2 separate regions of the Homo sapiens genome follow, and region 2 is linked to region 1. Evidence: chromatin loops called from intact Hi-C (ENCODE). Cell type or tissue: IMR-90. All regions are shown on one strand. Links, peaks and the distances in the headings refer to the core of each region. The heading gives the core; the rest is flanking DNA. Region 1 overlaps UBE2E1 (ubiquitin conjugating enzyme E2 E1). Region 2 has its middle 93 kb from the start of UBE2E1.

Evidence for each region. Hi-C counts contacts between places; a loop is a spot of excess contacts. Peaks named below come from ENCODE experiments on the same cell type or tissue, not always from the same donor. Only the 100,000 strongest peaks of a DNase experiment are listed, where the experiment ranks them.
Region 2: it touches region 1 in a loop (1.9-fold over the local background); 2 of 110 quality-filtered maps call a loop at or near these places.

The regions. Positions count from the first base shown.
Region 1 is chr3:23,871,304-23,879,897 of GRCh38, reverse strand. All of the region lies in intron 3 of UBE2E1 (ubiquitin conjugating enzyme E2 E1), which reads right to left. It also overlaps the pseudogene ARL4AP4. Among named protein-coding and RNA genes, the nearest start is that of NKIRAS1, 41 kb to the left of the region's middle. In IMR-90, for the core only: a CTCF peak has its summit at 4,501; DNase peaks (open chromatin) are centred at 2,397 and 5,337; H3K27ac peaks cover 206 bases.
Region 2 is chr3:23,709,018-23,717,611 of GRCh38, reverse strand. No RefSeq gene overlaps it. Among named protein-coding and RNA genes, the nearest start is that of UBE2E1, 93 kb to the left of the region's middle. In IMR-90, for the core only: a CTCF peak has its summit at 4,522; DNase peaks (open chromatin) are centred at 4,681 and 6,871.

The DNA of each region.
Region 1 (8,594 bases), core at 294-8,293:
CCCTTGCCTACAAACACATAAACCATAGTTCAGATATTATTCTAGGCATAATTTTAGAAGGCTTAGTTATCTGCTGTCATACCCTAGAAAAAAAGTGAAAGGATGAGAGGCTGGGAAGATAGGAAGATAAGCATGCTAGAAACAGACTTGCGGACTGCTGGGCGAGCACTGTTAGAGCAGCCAGGCACACAGCACCCACCTGGTGCCCTGTCCTCCGCCGCGGCCCAGGCCTCCCTGGTGCCCACGGACAGGTATCAGAGCACCTCCCCAGATGTTAGGACAGACGCTGAGTGAAGAGAAGGGAAGGATGGTTAGTCTTATAGCTGGATCACCTACGAAGAGAAGTTCTAAAGCAAGAAGAAAGCATTTCAATTTGGGACATTTATTTGCAGTGGGAAATTGGGAAATGGACTATCAGACCACACTTCTATCCTGTCCAGTCGGCCTTCATTTCAGTCTTTCCACACTGTTTTCCTGGGTTTGTACTGTGCTAGCAAGACAACTGTCTTATACAGGCTGCAGCTCATGAATTTGTAAATACTGTACCTACCAAAAGATTTAACACGGAGAAAATTAAGGTAATCTTGGCAAATTCTAAAACAGTCCCTTTTCACTTCTGGGATGTAGGTGTTTAGGACAAAGTAAGGCCACTGTGGAAGTCATATGCCAGATGCACAGATGGCATTGTATTTGTTGTGGACTCTAGATGTGGAAGGATGGAAGAAACTAAAACTTAACTTCATAAAATAACTAGGATATAGAAAACCAAGCAGTCCCTCTACTTATAGTTGCTAACAGCAAGACTTCAGGAACTCATTCTCTCAGGAACTGATACATTGTTGGCAAGGGGTGAACTGAGCTCATCAAGTCCTTGGCATTTGCAGCTTACCTGTGCAATCATAGGAGATGGACTAAAGCAGCAGTCCACAACCTTTTCTGCACCAGGGGCTGCTTTTGTGGAAGACAATTTTTCCACAGATGGGGGGTGGGATGGTTTGGGATGATTCAAGTGCATTGTATTTATTGTGCACTCTATTTCTATTAGTATTACATTGTGATATAGAATGAAATAATTATACAACTCACCATAATGTAGAATCAGTGGGGAGCCCCCGAGCTTGTTTTCCTGCAACTAGACAGTCCCATGTGGGGGTGATGGGTGACAGTAGCAGATCATCAGGCATTAGATTCTCATAAGGAGCACGCAACCTAGATCCCTCACATGAGCAGTTCACAATAGGGTTTGCGTGTGCCTATGAGAACCTAATGCCATTGCTGATCTGAGCTGACAGGAGGCGGAGCTCAGGCAGTAATGCAAGCCATGGGCAGTGGCTGTAAATACAGATGGAGCTTCACTCAGCTGGCCGGCCTGCCCACCCACTGCTCATCTGTTATGTGCGTGGTTCCTAATGGGCCAGGGACCAGTACGGGGTCTGTGGCCCAGGCTTTGGGGAACCCTGGACTAAAGGAAGGACTTGAGACAACTACATGATAATAATTAAAAGAAGAAAAACGTTGTGGCAACAGAAAAAGAAATGATGACTATCGCTACCTTTTAATCTGTGGGGAGTAGGTTTTCTCTGGTCTGATTTTGACAAATGCAGTGTGTCTACAGCCTGGTTTGCCTGTCTGCCCTCCTGGGTGCTACTGAAGCTTTGTTTTGTTGAATAATCAGATGCCCAACTCTGTTGCCTTGTGGAAGATGAGTAAATGTAGTGCGTCTTAAAGTGGTCTCTTCTCCCTACCCCACAAATCTTCTGGTACTACCATTTGGGGAAGCCAAGCAAGGATAGTAAATTGACCAGAACACAGTTGTGACATTTGACCTCAAGTTAGTGAAATAAAACTTTAAAGAGTAGGGGGGAAAAAGAGACATGCGGACAGCAGCAGAAGTAAGAATGAAGGAAGGGGCAGAGGCAGGGGCAGGGTAGCAACAGTGCCAGCGTATTTCAAAAAAGGGCAGAGGCTTGGGATCAACTGAATTAGAAACTCAGTTCTACCTATTTAAAAATCTCAAGTAATTCCTGATATTATCTCATAGTACAATGACTAATGTTTCGTAAAAATAAAGAACTGGCACTTGGAATAAGCTTTATCATCATCCTCAGAAAGCCAGATGTGGCACGGACTGCTTATTAGCTACTGCATGCCTATTCTCCTTTTGTCTGTGGAAGCTTCATGATAAGCTTCTATGTCACTTACATAAAGTACATCATTCATATCACAAACCCCCCCAAACACCCATATTTCAACAGTAGTCTTAGAGCAGTGGTTCTCAACTGGAAGTAATTTTGCCTCCTACCCCACCCCCTGACGTTTGGCAATGCTTGCAGTCATTCTGAATGCCACAAACGGGAGGGAGGTGCTAATGGCATCTGGTGGATAGAGGCCAGGGATGTTGCTAAACATCCTACAATGCACCAGACAGCCCCCACAAAGAATGATCTCAGCCTACAATGTCAACAGTGCCAAGGCTGAGAAACCCTGCCTTAGAGAAAATTTGCTCAGGGTTAAGCTAGTAAAGGGAAGAGCTTCAATCTGAATCCCAGCTGTTAGACTCCAGTGCCCAGTCTTATTTTATTTTTCTGTGCCTGGTACACCAAAAAAGGATCAATATATATGGTTGCTGTTGTTATTATTAAAAGTTAATTTGCATATACCCTGAATGTTCTGTAGACTGATATTCAAAGTGCCGCCTCTGGACAAGCAACATCGGCATCCATCCCCTGGGAGTTTGTTAGAAATGCAGACATCAGACTCCACCTCAGACCCTATCAATGTGCATGTTAACAAATGATTCTTATGCACATTAAAGTTTGAGAAGCCAGCTACAGAGGATTATTAAGAGCAATGAATACCAACTGTTTCTTTCTTTGAGACAGTGTCTCACTCTGTTGCTCAAGCTGGAGTGCAGTGGCTCAATCACAGCTGGCTCAAGTGATCCTTCCATCTCAGCCTCCTGAGTTGCTAGGATTACAGGCGTGCATCACCACACCTGGCTAATTTTTAAATTTTTTTTAGAGACAGGGTCTTGCTAGGTTACCCAGACTGGTCTTGAACTCCTGGGCTCAAGCGATACTTCTGCTTGGCCTCTGAAAGCACTGACATTACAGTAGTGAGCCACAGTTCTGATTTTCTAGATTTAAATTACCATTAATATTATTTAGCTCCCTCCTCCCTTGTCTACAACTCTTTGCAGTAATAAATATGCATCAACCCTGGTAATGCCTAGCTCTATTAAGACAAAAAACAAAAACAAGAAACAAAAAACAAAAAACCCAAAACTGAATTTACAAAATGCTTATATGAAAAAAAAATCCAATTACATCTACATTCCCTATGACAAACACACTACTAAAAATCCACTCCTGATTTACTCTTCTATTGCTAAGAAATTCATAGAGAAGATAAGCTATGAAGGTAGCAATCTACCAGAGATACTGGGTGAAAGCTGCCTTCTCCATGAGATCTACTTGGTACATTCTTACCCTCAGCACCCCTTCATAAAACAGTAACCTTTTGTAACCTAGAAGCGAGTGGCAGAAGGAACTTGAAAAATGAGAAAACTTTACTAAAGAAACTAACAGGGTAGTGACACGATTTTGTAAGTGCTATTAAAAAGCAGGGCGACCACTGCCATAGTCCTAATAACTAAGTTAGAAGGCTTCCTCACCTAAGGTGAGGGGAAGAGGAAAGGAAGAGGCTCTGGTACTGTGAGGAATGTACCATTCAGGTTAACTATCCCTTGGAAAGAACTTGCAGACCTAGAGCCAACCTAAAGGGCTCCCCAGAAAAACTAGTACCCACACACAAGAATTCACATATTTGGCTGGGCACAGTGGCTCACGCCTGTAATCCCAGCACTTTGTGAGGCCAAAGCGGGCAGATCACGAGGTCTAGAGATAGAGACCATCCTGGCCAACACAGTGAAACCCCGTCTCTACTAAAAACACAAAAATTAGCTGGGCGTGGTGGCGAGCGCCTGTAATCCCAGCTACTCAGAAGGGTGAGGCAGGAGAATCGCTTGAACCTGGGAGGCGGAGGCTGCAGTGAGATGAGATCACGCCACTGCACTCCAGCCTGGGCGACAGAGCGAGACTCCGTCTCAAAAAAAATTCACATTAGTGGTATCCACTGTATCAAGGAAGTTATACTGGAACACGGTGGGGCTAAATAGGGGATATATCTTCCTAACTATGGGAAGGAGACTATCCCAGGCACTTAAGATCTCCAACAGTGTGGCCATTTAATGGCCTTCTAACAAAGCCCTCCAAAAGTCTTGTAACAACAACACTGAGGAAATGGTGCCTACTGTCTTCCTCTAGCATAAAGTAGATAAACTTCCGAAGGAATTTTTGACATAACTTTTTGTGACGCACAAGGATGATTTGTGGCCTATGGAAGCTATAGAGTTCATTTTTAAAATTTGTTCCAAACCAGGAAGAGAATAGATTTGTCTGGGTATTTACACAGACTGCTATAGTCATTTGGATACAATCTTTTGTACATCCGAATTTAAGTCTCTAGGGGGTAGTAATTTCCCACACATACTACAGGACTTGGCACACTAACAGTTACCAATATTTAATTAGATGATCAAATATGTACTACTGTTTGGGATTATACAACAGTGTTTCCATATTAGGTAAAATAATTAAAACATCACAAAAGCTCAATCTTGCCCAGTTAGTCATTCAATCGTAGGTCTTACTGTATATGCTGCTGCTCTAGGGACAGTCCAGCACATCTGGAAATTTACATTCCAATATTGAAAAAAATTAGATGACACTGTTTTTAAAAGAAAACTACTTCCAAGTAACTTGTAAGTAAAGGGTTAAGTTACTCTGGTAGGGATGACAAAAGAAGAGCAGACCTAAAAAATGTGGACATTAGGGGGTCACTCTTAACTAGGGATGGCTGAATGAGGAGTTATTAGTACAGTGAGCTAAGGAACCGCACTTTCCCTTCTGGCCTGTCAGGGTAGTCGTGGGGGTAGGTGGCAAGCAAGTAAAATGACAAAACTAGTTCAATGCCAAGTGCCTGAAAGAAGCAGGGGTTGGGGGTACGGCAGTGATTAGAATTAAAGTAAGATCAGTATCCCTTGTGTCTTGAAAGCCATTTTCCTCTATAAGATTAAACATGTAGGTAAGTCAGGATAAAGGTGGATCCAACAATAGGTCTTTTCTGCAGGAATTATACAAGCCTGAGTTGGAACAATTCTAATCTGCCCTTTCGCCCAAGAAGTTAGAAAAAACGAGTCAGGACAGAATCCAATGCTGTGTGTGTGTGGTGATGACTCCTCTATTCCCACTAAAGAATCCAGAGCTTGGGTGTCTGGAATCTGCCTTATGGTGGAGTCCAGATTCTTCAGTTGCAATGCTTATGCTACCATACACAAAACTGCTATTTGAATGAGTAAATACCAACGGGTTATTAGTCCTGGTTCTTCAGTTCACAGGGCACAACTGACTCTTCTATTGGGATGATTAACTATATTGTGCATAAGTGAGAGTCAGCTGGGGGAAAAGCAGAGCATCTTGTTCAGACTTTTTGAGGGGAGAACGTATTGTTAACACCTCTACCCTCCACACATTTAGTGCTGATCCCCAAAAGCAAGAGTGTCACAAAGAAAGTTTTAAAAGGATACCAAGATTCTCTTAAAGGAGCTTATCAGGTTTTACTCAATTCTAAGAAAAGATTCTGGCACACATCTTTGATTACGAAATTAATTTTAGCTAAAGGTCTCCCATTACACTCAGCTCCTTATGCAGCTTCCACACTGCAACTGCTGCCAATCTCAAACTCCAGGTGGGGCAGTCAGGGGGCTGCTAGGTCAGTGGGAAGCATGGGAAGTGACACAAGTACAGAGTTCAAGAAACAGACTTCAATAACTTGCTACAAAGCAGAGTTGTGTGAACAGTCTTGCACAGTGATTTTTTGCTCACTGTGTGATATGAATCTATTATTTTATTGTTTGGCAAAACCTTTATCTGGTAATAATAATTTTCAGTTTTTTGTTGCCCACTTTTGCTTTCAAAAGTGTTCCAACTTGCATGTTATATGGTTACCCTATTTATGAAGGAATCAGAACACCTCCCTGCACTGGTCAATCAGCCTGAAACTCTCCTGCCGGTCTCTTATTTTTTTTTCTTGAGACGGAGTCTCGCTCTGTCGCCCAGGCTGGAGTGCAGTGGTGCCATCTTGGCTCACTGCAACCTCCGCCTCCCGGGTTCAAGTGATTCTCCTGCCTCAGCCTCCCGAGTAGCTGGGATTACAGGCACACGCCACCATGCCTGCCTAATTTTTGTATTTTTAGTAGAGACGGGGTGTCACCATGTTGGTCAGGCTGGTCTCGAACTCCTGATCTCATGATCTGCCTGCCTCAGCCTCCCCAAAGTGCTGGGATTACAGGCGTGAGCCACCGCGCCCGACTGCCTAATTCTGACATTTTGCTGCTGCTTCAACCTCAACCTCCACCTGCACCCTCCCAGGGCCATGGGGTCTCTCATCCTAGGTCCGGCTCCCTGTACCTTCCCTCAGTACAGAGCTCATGTGAATTTGAAGGATAAAGATGCCTTCAGCTGAAGGTAGCATTTACATCATCAGGGAAAAACTAGGCAGTTCTCCCAAGACCCTTTCAAGGGAGCCCCATAAAGTCAAAACTATTTTCATAAATCTAAAACATGACTTACCATTTTTACTCCCATTTTCTCACATTTGTACTGTGAGATTTTCCTGAATCTACACCAGGTGTGAGAGGGCCACAGCCTGAATGCAGAAGCAGGTATGAAAATCTACCTGTCTGCTAAGAAGTCAGACATTAAAGTCATCTGCAAATATGTGAAATAGTACCAGTCTTCTAGGTTAATTTTTTTTTTTTTGAGATGGAGTCTCGCTCTGTTGCCCAGGCTGGAGTGCAGTGGCGTGATCTAGGCTCACTGCAACCTCTGCCTCCCAGGTTCAAGCAATTCTCCTGCCTCAGCCTCCTGAGTAGCTGGGACTACAGGCATGCGCCACCACGCCCGACTAATTTTTGTATTTTTAGTAGAGACGGGGTGTCACCATGTTAGCCAGGATGGTCTCGATCTCCTGACCTCATGATCCACCTGCCTTGGCCTCCCAAAGTGCTGGAATTACAGGCACGAGCCACTGCGCCCAGCCTAGGCTGTTTAATTTTGAAAAACAGTTTTCATTTAAAATGTTATTTATATTAATATGTTTTTTGTTATTTTAAAATCAATCATAGATGTTTTAAATAATTGTTTTAATTGTGAATATGGTAAAAATCCATAACTGTTAACCATATAATCAAAAGCTGCTGGGGCCTGAAATAAATTTTAAGAGTGTAATGGGGTCCTGAAACCAAAGAGTTTGAGAACCACTGGGCAGATTATTTTTAAAGTATTTTGGTGTAATTGGTTAACCATTAAAATAAGTGCTTGATTCTTACTCCCAGACATTAAAAAACAAAAGTTAAACTAAGAATTTTAAATAGGCCTCTCCCTCTCCCTCTCCCCCTCCCCCTCCCCTCTTTCCACGGTCTCCCTCTGATGCCGAGCCGAAGCTGGACTGTACTGCTGCCATCTCGGCTCACTGCAACCTCCCTGCCTGATTCTCCTGCCTCAGCCTGCCGAGTGCCTGTGATTGCAGGCGCGCGCCGCCACGCCTGACTGGTTTTCGTATTTTTTTGGTGGAGACGGGGTTTCGCTGTGTTGGCCGGGCTGGTCTCCAGCTCCTAACAGCGAGTGATTTGTCAGCCTCGGCCTCCCGAGGTGCCGGGATTGCAGACGGAGTCTGGTTCACTCAGTGCTCAATGGTGCCCAGGCTGGAGCGCAGTGGCGTGATCTCGGCCGGCTACAACCTCCACCTCCCACCCGCCTGCCTTGGCCTCCCAAAGTGCCGAGATTGCAGCCTCTGCCCAGCCGCCACCCTGTCTGGGAAGTGAGGAGCGTCTCTGCCTGGCCGCCCATCGTCTGGGACGTGAGGAGCCCCTCTGCCTGGCTGCCCAGTCTGGAAAGTGAGGAGCGTCTCTGCCCCGCCGCCATCCCATCTAGGAAGTGAGGAGCGCCTCTTCCCGGCCGCCATCCCATCTAGGAAGTGAGGAGTGTCTCTGCCCGGCCGCCCATCATCTGAGATGTGGGGAGCGCCTTTGCCCCGCCGCCCCGTCTGGGATGTGAGGAGCACCTCTACCCGGCCGCGACCCCGTCTGGGAGGTGAGGAGTGTCTCTGCCCGGCCGCCCCATCTGAGAAGCGAGGAGACCCTCCGCCTGGCAACCGCCCCGTCTGAGAAGTGAGGAGCCTCTCTGCCCGGCAGCCACCCCGTCTGGGAAGTGAGGAGCGTCTCCGCCCGGCAGCCACCCCGTCCGAGAGGGAGGTGGGGGTCAGCCCCCGCCAGGCCAGCCGCCCCGTCCGGGAGGTGAGGGGCGCCTCTGCCCTGCCGCCCCTACTGAGAAGTGAGGAGCTCCTCTGCCCGGCCAGCCGCCCTGTCCGGGAGGGAGGTGTGGGGGGGTCAGCCCCCCGCCCGGCCAGCCGCCCCGTCCGGGAGGTGAGGGGCGCCTCTGCCCTGCCGCCCCTACTGAGAAGTGAGGAGCTCC
Region 2 (8,594 bases), core at 110-8,109, 160 kb after region 1:
AAAGAATCAACCAAAAACTCCTGACACTAAAAGTGATTATAGGAAGGTTGTAGAAAACAAGATTAGTAAATATAGAAGTCAATTACTATCCTATATACCAGCTACTAAAAAGGGGCATTTGAAATTAAAAATGCAGTACCATTTACATTAGTATACTTAAAAAATTAAAAACTTAAGTATGAATCTAACAAAATATGTATAAGATCTATATATCAGAAAACTACTGATACGGTTTGGCTCTGTGTCCCCATCCAAATCTCTTTTTTTTTTTCTTTTTTTTTTTTTGAGACGGAGTCTTGCTCTGTCCCCCAGGCTGGAGTGCAGTGGCACAATCTCAGCTCACTGCAACCTCCACCTCCTGGGTTCAAGTGATTCTTCTGCCCCAACCTTCGGAGTAGCTGGGACTACAGGTGCATGCCACCAAGCCCAGCTAATTTTTTGTATTTTTAGTAGAGATGGGGTTTCACTGTGTTAGCCAGGATGGTCTCGATCTCCTGACCTCATGATCCGCCCACCTCAGCCTCCCAAAGTGCTGGGATTACGGGGGTGAGCCACTGCACCCGGCTGTCCCCATCCAAATCTTATCTCGAATTGTAATCCCCACATGTTGAGGGAGGAACCAGGTGGAGGTGATTGAATCATGAGGGCGGTTTTCTCCATGCTGCTCTCAGGGGATCTAATAGTTTTATAAGGGGCTCTTTCCCCATCACTCTGCTGCTCTTCTCTCTCTTGCCACCTTCTGAAAAGGTGCCTTCCACAATGATTGTAAGTTTCCTGAGGCCTCCTCAGCCATGTGAACTGTGAATCAATTAAACCACTTTATAAATTATCCAGTCTCAGGCAGTTTTTTTTTTCTTTTTTCTTTTTTGAGATGGAGTCTCGCTCTGTTGCACAGGTTGGAGTGCAGTGGTGCGATCTCAGCTCACTGCAACCTCCACCTCCCACGTTCTAGTAATTCTCCTGCTTCAGCCTCCTAAATAGCTGGGACTACAGGCATGTGCCACCATGCCCAGCTATTTTTTTTTTGTATTAGTAGAGACGGGTTTGCCATGTTGGCCAGGCTGGTCTCAAACTCCTGACCTCAGGTGATTTGTCGTGCAATTCTTTATAGCAATGTGAGAACAGACTAATACAACTACAACACTCTGATATAAGAAATCAAAGAGGAACTAAATAAATGGAGAAATGTTTTATGTTCATGGAGAGGAAGACTTAATATTGTCAAGATGTCAGTTCTTCCCAGCTTGATCTATAGATTCAGTGCAATCCCAATCAAATCCCAGCAAGTAATTTTGTAGATATTGAAAAACCGATTCCAAGATTTATATAGAGAAGCAAAAGATCCAGAATTGCCAACACAATATTGAATGAAAAGAACAAAGTCAGAGGACTGACACTACCTGACTTCAAGAACTACTATAAAGTTGTAGTAATCAAGACAGTGTGGTATTGGCCAAAGAATACACAGATATATGGAACAGAAGAGAGAGCCAAGAAATAGATCTATATAGTCAACTGACCTTTGACAAAAAAGCAAAAGCAATACAATGAAGCAAATATAGTGTTTTCAACAAATGGTACTGGAACAATTGGACATCCACGTGCAAAAGAAAAAAAAAGAATTTAGACACAGACCTTACATCCTTTACAAAATTTAACTCTAAATGAATTGTATACCTAAATGTAAAATGCAAAACTGTAAAACTCTTAGAAGATAACATAGGAGAAAATCTAGGTCATCTTGGGTATGGCAATGACTTTTTAGATACAGTATCAAAGACATGAATCATGAAAGACAGAATTGGTAAGCTGGACTTCATTAAAGTTAAAAATTTCTGCTCTGTGAAAGACACTGTCAAGATGGTAAGATAAGACACAGACTGGGAGAAAATATTTACAAAAGATATACCTGATAAAGTAATGTTAACCAAAATTTAACAATGAACACTTAAAACCCAACAATAAGAAAACAAACAATCTAATTTAAAAATGGGCAAAAGACCTGAATAGACACATCACCGAAAAAGTTATTAAGATGGCAAATAAGCATATGATATTCAACATCATATGTCATTAGGGAATTGAAACATAAAACAACAAGGCTAGGTGCAGTGGCTCACGCCTGTAATCCCAACACTTCGGGAGGCCTTGGTGGGCAGATCACTTGAGCCTAGGAGTTCAAGATCAGTCTGGACAACATGGTGAAACCCTGCCTCTACAAAAAAATTAGCCAGGCATGGTGGTGCATGCTTGTAGTGCCAGCTACTTGGGAGGTTGAGGTGGGAGGATCATCTGAGCCCAGGGTCGATGCTGCAATGAGCTGTGATTGTGCCACTGCACTCCAGCCTTGGTGACAGAGTGAGACCCTGTCTCAAAGAACAAAGAAACAAACAAACGAAGAAACCCAATGAGATAGCATTACACACTTATTAGAATGGCCAAAATCTAAAACTCTGACAACATCAAATGTTAATAAGGATGTAGAACAACAGGAACTCTCATTCATTGGTGGTGGGAGTGCAAAATGGTGCAGCCACTTTGGAAGACAGTTTGGCAGTTTCTTACAAAGTTGAACATACTTCTACCATATGATCTACCAATTGTGTGCCTTGGTATTTACCCAAAGGAGTTGAAACCACACCCACACAAAAATCTGCCCATAGATGTTTATAGATTTATTCATAATAGTCAAAAATATGGAAGAGGGAATCTGGATGTCTAATTTCATATCAATTAAACTTTCAATCAATCCTGGTTTTAGCCCTCACACTACACTAGCATTTAGAAGTATTTGGTCCTCCAAATTCTGAGATTTTCTAGTTCTGCTGAGCAAATCTGTCCTCGATTCATAGGAAGTATGTTTCAGTTTCTCAGTTCTGCTAAGTCAGCTATCATTTTTCCATGTTCTTTTGCCTTTCCACAATTTTATTAACATTGCTCATCTGCTGCCAACTCTTCTCATTCTCTTTGTCCTCATGGGTTTAAATTTCCTCATGGGTTGAAATTTGTTGTCATTTGTCCTCATGGATTTAAATTTGCTGTCATTTTAGTAGGGTGTGGGGAGAGGGCAGAGTTAATGTGTATGTTCAATCTGCCACATTTAGTCAGAAGTCAGAGGTGATCTTCACCATTTGGAAATCCTCCTTGGCTGCTAGAGACCATGGCCACAGACACTCCATTTTTTGAAGGTTGGTTGTGTAGCCAAACAGTGTTTGAAGGGCCCAGCAGACCCCAGAACTTCTGTATGCCCTTAGTGCTGCAGTGCATGTGGTGGCTTGGGGAAGGTAGAGGAAGGAGAGGTCTCAGCCCTTTGAAGAGGAGCTCAATTATAAGTAAATCTGTAAACTGTAAACCTCACTACAGCCCTATTTTCTGGATAAGGAAACAGTGGTTCAGAGAGATGATGTGACTTTTCAAAGGTCTCATATCTGGTTGATGGCAAAGTGCGGTGAGACCCTAGGCTTGCCTGGCTTTCCACAGTGGTCTTTTCCCAGTGTGAGAGATTATTTGGTTCCATTCTCTACCTCTCCTTGTATCCCACCCTTTACAGTTTTGTGTCCTGATTTTGCATTTGACCCTGTGACTTGGTTGGGCTAATGGAATGTTCGCTTGTGTGATGTCGCCAAAGGTTTGAAAAGTGCTTGTGCATTGGGTCTGCCTCTGCTGCACTACAGGTCTCGGAAGAGGAAGGGAGACACATAGAGCAGATATGCCCAAGCCCAACCAGCCCATATTACCAGCCGACTTCCAGCCAACCCACAAATCCCCAAGAATAAGTAATTATTGTTTTAAGGCAGTGAATTTTGGGGTGGTTGGTTACACAGCATTTTTGTGGAAATAGCTGATATACCATGTCATAGAAACTCCTGCCATCAAGATAAATTAACAGATGACTGATGATGGGGAGTAATAAAAAGGTCCAGCATCTGCCTGGCTGGAATTGCTAGATTTAGTAAATAAAAATACAGAACCCAGATCAATTTACATTTTAGATAAACATCAACTGATTTCTTAGCATAAGTATGTCTCATGTAATCTTTGGGAAGTACTTCAAAAATTATTGTTTCTTTGCATGACACATTTCACTGGGCATACTGTTTTTTATCTGGCAACCTCATTCTGACAGATTTGTAAGAGTCAAACTACACAGAAAGCACCTGTGCATAAAAGTGGGCCTGGGCTAGAAAAGATGAGATATTAAAACAAGTCATTTTCTCTGCTCTGCACTAGGCAGTAAATGTATTTATAGGGCAGGCTTAATTTAGGTCTCTCAGGTAGCTTCTTATAGAGGGACTGAGTCAGAGAAAACCTGCCTGAAACATAAGAATGGGCCGGTGACTGGGAGAAGTTCCTTTCAGCTTTATTATTCAACCACACTAAAATCAGGGATCCATCAGGGAGGCTCTGACTTGCCTGCTTTCAGCAGCCTGTGGCTCTATAGAGAGCATCCTTCTAAACAATCTGAAACCTACATCCCTTTAGCTTGGATCCAAGAAGTGTTTCCCCAGGCTATTGCGCCATCTGTCTCCCAGGTGCCTGCAAGGGAAATGTTCTGTGGGGGTTGGGGAGAGAAGGGCTGCAGCCCTGGGCTCTGGAAGCGACTAAGAACTGTTTGTCAAGAGGTCAGTCCTGCTCGCCAGTGGCCAGTGAAACCAAGAGGCTGGATGAAACCTGAGTAAACCAAACACTGCAAGAGGTCAGAATGCTCAAACAGCCACGATGTGGGAACTCAGTTTATCCTCTGCCTCATCCCTCTCTTTAACAGTTTCCGGCAAGCCACTGTTTCTGGCTTTGCACAGCCTAATTGGCCATTTTCATGAGTAGTCGCCAACACAATCCAGGAGGAAATTCCACGCTGTCAGCCAGCAGCACAGATTGTTGCAGGAAAAATGACATAACTCATCCTCTGGGCAAACTTGCAAATGATTACAAATTTCCCCATCTCTCCTCGACTCACACAGCTGGCTGGAGAAGGGTGTAAATTTTTCCATGGAGATAGGAGACTTTTCCTCCGTGTAATTTCTTGTGATCAAACAAATCTCTATGGCTATTAATTTGCTTTCATTTCTGGTTTCATTCCCCCTGACATTCAAATAGAACCTATGTAGACTCTGCTCGTGGACACTTCCCGGGACTCGGATACCAAGCGAGACTCCTATGATGGCCTTGGTACAATGTTAGGTTCCCAAAAGGGACGATGGCCAGCTAAAATTCTGCACCTCTAGATAAATGACACCATGAAAACCAAACAGGCACAATGTGGTCATTGGTGCAGATCAGCTTTGGCATAAACCACAGCTCGCTCATCTGAGGACCAAGGTTGACTAATTCTGCCCCTGACAGTACTCTGTTTTCTCCTGACCCAGGCTCTCACTCAGATGTTGCTTGTAGATTTCATAGACTCTTCCACTTGGATTCAACTGAGTGAATAATTATTGAGCCCCATACCATGCTCATCTTACCGAGTGAGGCTCCAGGGGAATACAATAATTAATAATGCACTGGATCTAGCTTCAGGAAGCTTGCTGTTTAGAAGGAAAGGAGATCTACAAATCGCTATTATGTGAGAAGAGACCGATAAAGGACTAGCATGGAAGTAGCGGCAGTTGGAGGAGGGATTTGGAGAGATGCTGCTTGGCAGCAGAGGCCTGGGGATGTCTCATGGAGGAGGCAACGTTTGAGCTGGACCATACAGGGCTTCAGTGATGGCCCCTGGGAGGCCAGGAAAATGTAGGCACCAGGACAAGCAAAGTTGTAGAGTGAGAATCACCCCAAAGAATAGGGCTTGTAGGGAGAGAGAAGTCAGGTTTTAGTGTGAGACGAGAAGCTGAGCCTCCACTTCCTTGGAGGAGAAATCAGACTTTGTGTTCCTAACAAAGTCCCAAGATGCTGAGGGATCTTCCTCCTATAGTGCACAGTTCAATGCTTGCATCTTCCCCTCTCCTTTACAAGGCCAGATTCTAAAATATTTTACCCTGGTGGCTTAAAGGATTAATCTAATGCATATCAATGTTAAGTTATAATAATAATTTCTTAGGCTATTTCTTTAGAAGACCTCAAATAGCTCTGAGCTCCAGCTTCTCTGTGGATAAAGAGAAAGTAAATGCCCCCTGTTGCAAAAACTTCTGGAGCAGTGGGAAACCAACCTGTCAACTGAAATTGATTTATTCATTCAACTGCAATGACCCGACCCATTTAACACATCCCCTGAGAGGGAGCAGTTTTCTTCATTCAACCCATAGGATCAAGCTGATTACCATATAATAGTGTTACATCTTCATGAGTAAGTCAGGGTAGAAATTGCCATCCCCACTTAATAAATGGAGAAAATTAAACACAACTCTCACTATCACACAAGAGAGATACTTGCCCATAATATGTTCACCAGATCATCCTAACACATAGTTTCCTTAGGTATAGGATGAATCCCAGACTTCCTTTGCACCTCTATGTGTGTATTTCCCTTAACAAGAAAGCCAGATGCTATAGCACTTCTTTATCATCATAGGGAAAGAGAAATCTAGTTTTGCCCTTTCTTCCCCCACTTATTTTGAAATACCTGGTAGTCTCTGTTTTCTTCTCTATATGGCAGTTCCTTCCAACCTTTCTTGCTCTTGTTTAGAATAATTCCTTGTCAGTTCTTTCCGTGTCTACAGCCTGCAGGCTGAAGAAGAGCTCAGAGTTCCGACAAGCTAAGTTTGATTCTGTGACAAGCTGGCTCTGGGCATTAGGTCCACGAGGAAATGACATGTGCAGCAGTGTCAGCCTCCAAAACTTCCACCTGGCCTTGATCACCCCAGGTCTCCAGACACTTGTGCGTATTCAGCTTGGGATGCAACCCAGCTGCTGGCTTCTGAGGCATCTCAGTAACTATGGAGACAGGAATATAAACATCAGTGAGTAGGGCAGGAAGCAGGCGGCCAGTCTTAGGAGTTAAAGCATTGACGGGATTCATTCGGCATTGTGATGTGTTGCAAATGATGAAAGCAGAACTACTAGGTCTTTCTTATAACAAATGGGACGACTGTAGTTTTACGGCGAGACTCCTCAGTTATGTCTCCATTTTCATCCAGCTGCTTAGTTATTCGCTTATTTATTCCACAAATACGTACCGAGGTGTTACTATGTGCTAGGTACTGTTTAGGGACCAGAGACAGAGGTGAATAAGGCAAATCTCTGACCTCAGAGAACTTACACTCGAGTAGGGTGACCAGAACTGCCCTGGTTTGCCTGGAACTGAAGGGAGTCTCAGCACATGGGAGTTAAAACTGGAAAAGTTTTGGGCAAATTGGGACAAATTGGTCACCTGCTGGGGAGACAACAGTTAATAAGTACATAAATAAATGCAATAACTTCAAACAGTGATAAGCTCAATGAAGGAAGTAACACTGAGTGAGGTGCTACCGAGCAGCTGGAGGTGGGAGGAGGGGGCAGGGTTTGGTTGATAGCTGGGTAAAGAGGAGGTGACTGAACTGAAGCCTGAGGGGCCCTGGAGGAGCATTGCAGGTTGAAGGAACAGGGACAAACTTGACAAGCTCGAGGTAAAGAAGGAAGGCCAGTCAAGCTGGAGTGCAATGAGAAGAGAGGAGAGGAAGTCAGGGCCTGGGCAGGCCATGTCTTTTAGGTGTGGTAAGGATTTGGGGATCCTGTAACTATTAATCCCGCAAACTCACACATACTGTGGCCCAGTGTTCTCCCAGGGCTTTACATATGCTGACTCTTTTCATCTTCACAATAAAGGCAGGCTGGTATCACTATCCTCGTCTTGTTACAGGTGAAGAAACTGAGGCACAGGAGGAGAACTCTCCCACATCCAAATAGCATCAGTGGCAGAAAGCCAGGCTTCCAGCTCAGGTGGTCTGGCCCCGAGTCTGCCCCCTTAACTGATTCCCCACACAGCCTGGGTTTCAGACAGAAGGGAACCAGGATCTGATTTGTATATGAGCCAGACCCTAGCTGTGTCCTCCCTCTTTGTCTCACCTGCTCCTGACCTATCAGATCCCAGCACCTTGTGGACTGTGTGAAAGTCTCTGATTATCGGTGGGCTATGCCACGTGGATATTTTCTTTTCTTTTCTTTTTATTTTTTAATACGAAGTCTCGCTCTGTCGTCCAGGCTGGAGTGCAGTGATGCAATCTCGGCTCACTGCAACCTCTGCCTCCTGGGATCAAGCAATTCTCTGCCTCAGCCTCCCGAATAGCTGGGATTACAAGCGCCCACCACCACGCCTGGCTAATTTTTGTATTTTTAGTAGAGACGGGGTTTCACCATCTTGGCCAGGCTGGTCTTGAACTCCTGACCTTGTGATCTGCCCGCCTCGGCCTCCCAAAGCACTGGGATTACAGGCGTGAGCCACCGTGCCTGGCCACCACTTGGATATTTTCATGATGGGATTCAAATGGAAGAAATCAGGGAGGTAAAAATATTACGGCATATGGCTTTTTTAACTTCCACTTTGCTTCTTTATAACCACCCTCAATATGTTATTCTTGCGTCTTGTTCAATATAGAAAACAACATAACCATCCAACTGCAAAGGCTGTTTTATCAGCAACCAAATTACTTTATCAGGTATGGTTAACAATGGGTTTTCTT